Linked DNA regions of Homo sapiens: region 1 is linked to region 2. A link is an interaction called in ENCODE POLR2A ChIA-PET data of the cell type or tissue named here. Cell type or tissue: Caco-2. All regions are shown on one strand. Each heading gives the region's core, and the rest is flanking DNA. Links, peaks and the distances in the headings are about the cores only.

The links. ChIA-PET counts read pairs that join two places held together with the same protein. Peaks named below come from ENCODE experiments on the same cell type or tissue, not always from the same donor. Only the 100,000 strongest peaks of a DNase experiment are listed, where the experiment ranks them.
Region 1: POLR2A ChIA-PET joins it to region 2 with 5 read pairs; 5 of 35 experiments call an interaction of 5 or more read pairs at or near these places.

What each region holds. Positions count from the first base shown.
Region 1 is chr20:47,529,650-47,532,462 of GRCh38, forward strand. All of the region lies in intron 1 of NCOA3 (nuclear receptor coactivator 3), which reads left to right. Among named protein-coding and RNA genes, the nearest start is that of NCOA3, 29 kb to the left of the region's middle. RefSeq lists an enhancer at 1-294. In Caco-2, for the core only: no CTCF peak of the experiment used is centred there; no DNase peak of the experiment used is centred there.
Region 2 is chr20:47,399,526-47,402,338 of GRCh38, forward strand. The region is part of intron 1 of LINC01754 (long intergenic non-protein coding RNA 1754); the gene reads right to left. Among named protein-coding and RNA genes, the nearest start is that of LINC01754, 11 kb to the right of the region's middle. In Caco-2, for the core only: no CTCF peak of the experiment used is centred there; a DNase peak (open chromatin) is centred at 1,336.

The DNA.
Region 1 (2,813 bases), core at 174-2,673, 130 kb after region 2:
GATCCACCGGCTCAACCTCTCAAAGTGTTGTGATTACAGGCGTGAGCCACTGCTCCTGGCCTTACCTCAATTTATTTAACAGTCCCCTCACCCAAATGTGAAGATGATAAACAATTCTTTCCTGTCTGAATTATTCTTTCTCTCATGCTGGAATTTTGGAACATTTTACAACTTACATTTAAGAAGGCTAGTTTAAAAAGAAACAGTGGAAATTTCCACCTTTTAAAAAAACTTAATTTCTGGTCTATTAACTGCTTTGCAGGAAGAAAGAAATATGAAGAAGAACCGCAGACATTCTGGATGTCAGCCTGTGAAATTTTCCACTATTTCCCATAATAACATGCAGGCACGCTTATACTGCTGGATTCATTGCAACTGCAGTTGCACTCTGAGTGGAATTTGAAGCTACTCTTATCAGTGATAAAATGGCATGTAGCTTTTAATGAGCAGTGCATATATTTTCACATCTAAGGTATTGTATGTTTGTTTCATCTCTGCCTGAATAGTGTGGCCATAAACACTGAAATTGTAAAATTATTTTTAAAACTTCTGATTCCAAAATTCCTGATTGTTTCAAATGGTTTTGATTGTTTTATTTCAGTAGATTATGTATCTGAGAAGATATATAATCATCCTTTTAGTTACAGTGCTGCATACATAAAATTTTACAGGGTTTTATACATACAGAAGAATGATGAGAAAATTAAAGTTTTAAAAGGATTTGTATAGAGGAGAAAATTGAGACAAAGTTTTAAAAAGATTTGCATAGCTCAGTATTTTGGTTTGATTCAATAAATTTTTAATGATTTAACTTTTTTTTTTTTTTTTTTTGAGACAGAGTCTTACTCTGTCACCCAGGCTGTAGGGCCGTGGCACGATCTTGGCTCATTGCAACCTCCGCCTCCTGGGTTCAAGCATTTCTTCTGCCTCAGCCTCCCAAGTAGCTGGGATTACAGGCTCCCGCCACCATGCCTGGCGAATTTTTGTATTTTTTTAGTAGAGACAAGGTTTCACCATGTTGGTCAGGCTGGTCTCAAACTCTTGCCCTCAAGTGATCCACCTGCCTTGGTCTCTCAAAGTGCTGGGATTACAGGCGTGGGCCACTGCGCCTGGCCAACAATTTTAACTATTTTAGGTTCCTGTTAATCTTTTAAAATGTCAGTAGACTTTATATTAAAATTGATGCTGTGTTTTTGTTTGGCTCCTTGAAATTTAAAGGCAAACAAGGTGTTATTATCCAACTTTTCTAATGATGTAAGTCCAGGTTTCCTAGATCTGTAAACTGGCGTAGCAGTAGGGTGAAGAGTAGATTACAAATACATTGTAATTATCTACCCTGTTTCATCTTTCATCTCTTCCATGGCTAATGCCTAACATTGGTATTAAGGAATAAAATTGAGGAATTTGGCTGGGTGCGGTGGCTCACACCTGTAATCCCAGTACTTTGGGAGACTGAGGGCAGGCAGATCACTTGAGGTAAGGAGTTCAAGATCAGCCTGGCCAACGTGGTGAAGCCCTGTCTCTACTAAAAATACAAAAATTAACCGGGTTTGGTGGTGGTCACTTGTAATCCCAGCTACTCGGGAGGCTGAGGCAGAAGAATCGCTTGAACTCAGGAGGCAGAGGCTGCATGCAGTGAGCCGAGATTGTGCCACTGTACTCCAGCCTGGGCGACGGAGCGAGACTATCTCAAACAAACAAACAAACAAACAAACAAAAAGAAATTGGGGAATTCAAGATATATAAATGAACCTTTAAACTGCACTTTTGCAGAGAGGAATTTAAGGGTTCAAAGTGATGAAACAGATGTATTACAGATATCTTTCTGTGTTTTTACACTTGCACATCACTGACATTTTGGAAGTAAAGCCATATTAATGCAGAAGTATATCTCTTCTGGACTGTTGGGCTAGATTTGAGCAAGAATAATGTTGTGACATAACAGTGTTCTCCATCCCTTCCCTGTGATCTGCTCCTCCCTTGTACAGTCTCATCCTTCCTCTTGACCTTTCCTGTATCTATAACTTTTCTCTTGACCTCTTCATGCACTTCCCCTTCTCAGCTTTCCTCCAGTCTGCAACTGTCTTATCCCTTCCCTCAGCCTAAATTTCCGTCTGGCTTGTAACCTTTTTACCTCTGTCAACTTTCCATCCTTCAGGTCCCTCACTTTTTCTGGTTTCTCACTGTTAACCAAGGTCTTTTCTTTACCTTTGGAAGCTTCTTTACTGCGTGTGTTCTCTGCTCCTGTCAGATTGATTTTTGTTTAGTCCTTGACCCCTCAAACGTGTACATCCTCACACCCTCCAAAATCCTTTAACTTTCATTTCTTCTTCCATGCTTTAATTTATTCTGCAAAAATTTATTGAGTGCTAGCCATGTGTTGCCTATTCCTTAGATGTTAGGAATATACCAGTGACTAGAAAGGTTACGGAAAAAAAATAAAACTTTGTAGGGGGGGACTTGTGTGTGTGTGTGTGTGTGTGTGTGTGTTGCAGGGTTTACGTTTTAGATATCATGGTAAGTTTTGCTAAGTAAGTGATACTTAAACAAGGACACCAGGAAGTAAGTAAGCCCTGAGAATATTGGGTTGGGGTAAGGTTGGGATGGGGAGCTTTCTGTTTAGAGGGAACTACCAGTGGAAAGGCCCTTTGTTAGGAGCATTCTTAGTGAATTTGAAGAACAGCAAGGTGACCAGTGTTTTGGAGCACAGTGTTTGGAGGACAGTGAACAAAGACGTAAGTAGCAAGAGAAATCTGAGAGGTAACAGTGAGGCCTTGCAGACAGTTGTAAGGACTTCAACTTTAAAAAAAATT
Region 2 (2,813 bases), core at 200-2,699:
TTCTCATGCCTCAGCCTCCTGAGTAGCTGGGATTACAGGAGCCCACCACACCTGGCTAATTTTTGTATTTTTAGTAGAGACGGGGTTTCACCATGTTGGCCAGACTGTTCTCAAACTCCTGACCTCAAGTGATCCGCCTGCCTCGGCTTCCCAAAGTGCTGGGGTTAAAGGTATGAGCCCCCGAGCCTGGCTGTATATGTGTATTTGTATAAAATTACCTAGGCATGGAGAAAAAGATGGGAGCATACAAACCCGAGGTGAGAACGGGAGAGAAAAAGGAGAAATAGGGAAGGAGAAGCCAAGAGAAAAAAGAAAGAGAAAAACCAAAAAGATTTCTCTAGAAGAAACTTCCTGGCCGGGCATGTTGGCTCACGCCTGTAATCCCAGCACTTTGGGAGGCCAAGGGCAGGGGTGGATTACCAGAGGTCAGGAGTTCGAGACTAGCCTGGCTAACATGGTGAAACCCCGTCTCTACTAAAAATGTAAAAATTAGCTGGGCGTGGTGGTGAGGCCCTGTAATCCCAGCTACTCGGGAGGTTGAAGCAGGAGAATCACTTGAAACTGGGAGGTGGAGGTTGCGGTGAGCTGAGATTGTGCCATTGCACTCCAGACTGGGCGACAAGAGCAAAACTCCATCTCACAAAACAAAAAACAAAAAACAAAAACTTTCTTTCCCCCAACATATATGATATGATCACATTTATGATTTTTTGTAAAATTATATGCGTGTGCATGTACATGTATAAAACCGTTAAATCATAGATTTAATGCATTATAATCAAACAGAATTTAACACAGAATTAGACTTACTGTTATTATGGCACCATCATTATTAATTATGCCTGCAATGCCTCCTTTATGCAGAGAGTAACAATGCATATTTGCATGAACAGTATTTCTGGTGTATAATTTTCCAATTATCTGGTATTAGAATATGCACGTATTATGAATCAAATATGAATTATTTAGACTCTTCCCCCGAAATATATCCAGAGTCCTGGAAGTTAATTTATGTGGTTGAATAATTAATATAAGTGATTATAGCACCCCGCCCCCTTAAAGAAAAGACCATTTGGTCTTTGCCTGCCCAGCAACTGAGGCCCTTGGAGGAGACTCTGCCTTTGCCCAATAGTTTCCCTGGATTTTTGTAATGGGAAGAATGAAACAGGAGCCAGACAGAGAGGGAGCTATGGAGTAGATCAGTAGAGCTTTTCCTGCTGAGCAGACTCTTGCCAATCACTTTCGTTCTTCTACTCCAGATCTGGATCTCTCAACGCTTGATGTGAACATGTGACCCAGACCTAGCCAATCGGAGGGCTTCATCCATCTGGCCAATGTGATTGGTCAGATCTGGGCACATGACCCAAACTGGGCCAATCAGAGGATTCATTTCCTACCACTTCCTGCTGAAACTGTCAGAGACACGCCTTTCTTGAGACTGCTGGCCCCTCTCACCACACTGAGAGTGAAGCCTCACAGAAGACGCTGACAGCATGAAGGACTAGAAGATTCTGAAGACATCTTTGAGCACCTGGCTCCAACTGTGCTAGGATCTTAGGATCTGGGTATATTTAAAGTGCACAATGTCTTTTATTTTATTTTTTTTTTGAGACGGAGTCTCAATCTGTCGCCCAGGCTGGAGTGTAGTGGCGCAATCTCGGCTCACTGCAAGCTCCACCTCCCAGGTTCACGCCATTCCCATGCCTCAGCCTCCCCAGTAGCTGGGACTACAGGCGCTTGCCACCACGCCCAGCTAATTTTTTTGTATTTTTTTAGTAGAGACGGGGTTTCACCATGTTAACAAGGATGGTCTCCATCTCCTGACCTCGTGATCCGCCCGCCTTGGCTTCCCAAAGTGCTGGGATTACAGGGCGTGAGCCACTGCACCCGGCCTTTTTTTTTTTTTTGAGACAGTCTCTCTCGCCCAGGCTGGAGTGCAATGGTGCGATCTTGGCTCACTGAAACCTCCACCACCTGGGTTCAAGAGATTCTCCTGCCTCAGCCTCCCGAGTAGCTGAGATTAAAGGTGCGCACCACCATGTCCGGCTAATTTTAGTATTTTTTGTAGAGAAGAGTTTTCGCCATTTTGCCCAGGCTGGTCTTGAACTACTGGGGTCAAGTGGTCTTCCTGCCTCTGCCTCCCAAAGCGCTAGGACTGCAGGCATGAGCCAACACGACTGGCTGTGTTCATGAGCTAATATTGTCTCTTCTGGTTTCTGTTTGATTTCCAGATTAATGGTATATCCATCAAGAGTAGTATTCTTGGCCGGGGGCTGTGGCTCACACCTGTAATCCCAACATTTTGGGAGGCCTAATTGGGAGAATCACTTGAGCCCAGGAGTTTGAGACCATCCTGGGCAACGTAGAGAGACCGCATCTCCACCAAAAAAAAAAAAAAAAAAAAAAATGCTGGGCGTGGTGGCTCACGCCTGTAATCCCAGCACTTTGGGAGGCTGAGGTGGGAGGATCACTTGAGGTCAGGAGTTCGATTCGAGAACGGCCTGGCCACTATGGTGAAACCCCGTCTCTACTAAAAATACAAAAATTCGCCGGGTGTGGTGGCAGGTGCCTGTAATCCCAGCTGCTCGGGAAGCTGAGGCAGGAGAATCGCTTGAACCCGAGAGGTGGAGTTTGCAGTGAGCCGAGATCGCGGCATTGCACTTCAGCTTGGGCGACAGAGCCAGACTCCGTCTAAAAAAAAAAAGAAGCCAGGCGTGGTGGTGCGTGCTTGTGGTTCCAGCTACTCAGAACACTGAGGTGGGAGGATTGCTTGGGCCCAGGAGGTCGAGGCTGCAGTGAGCTGTGATTGCACC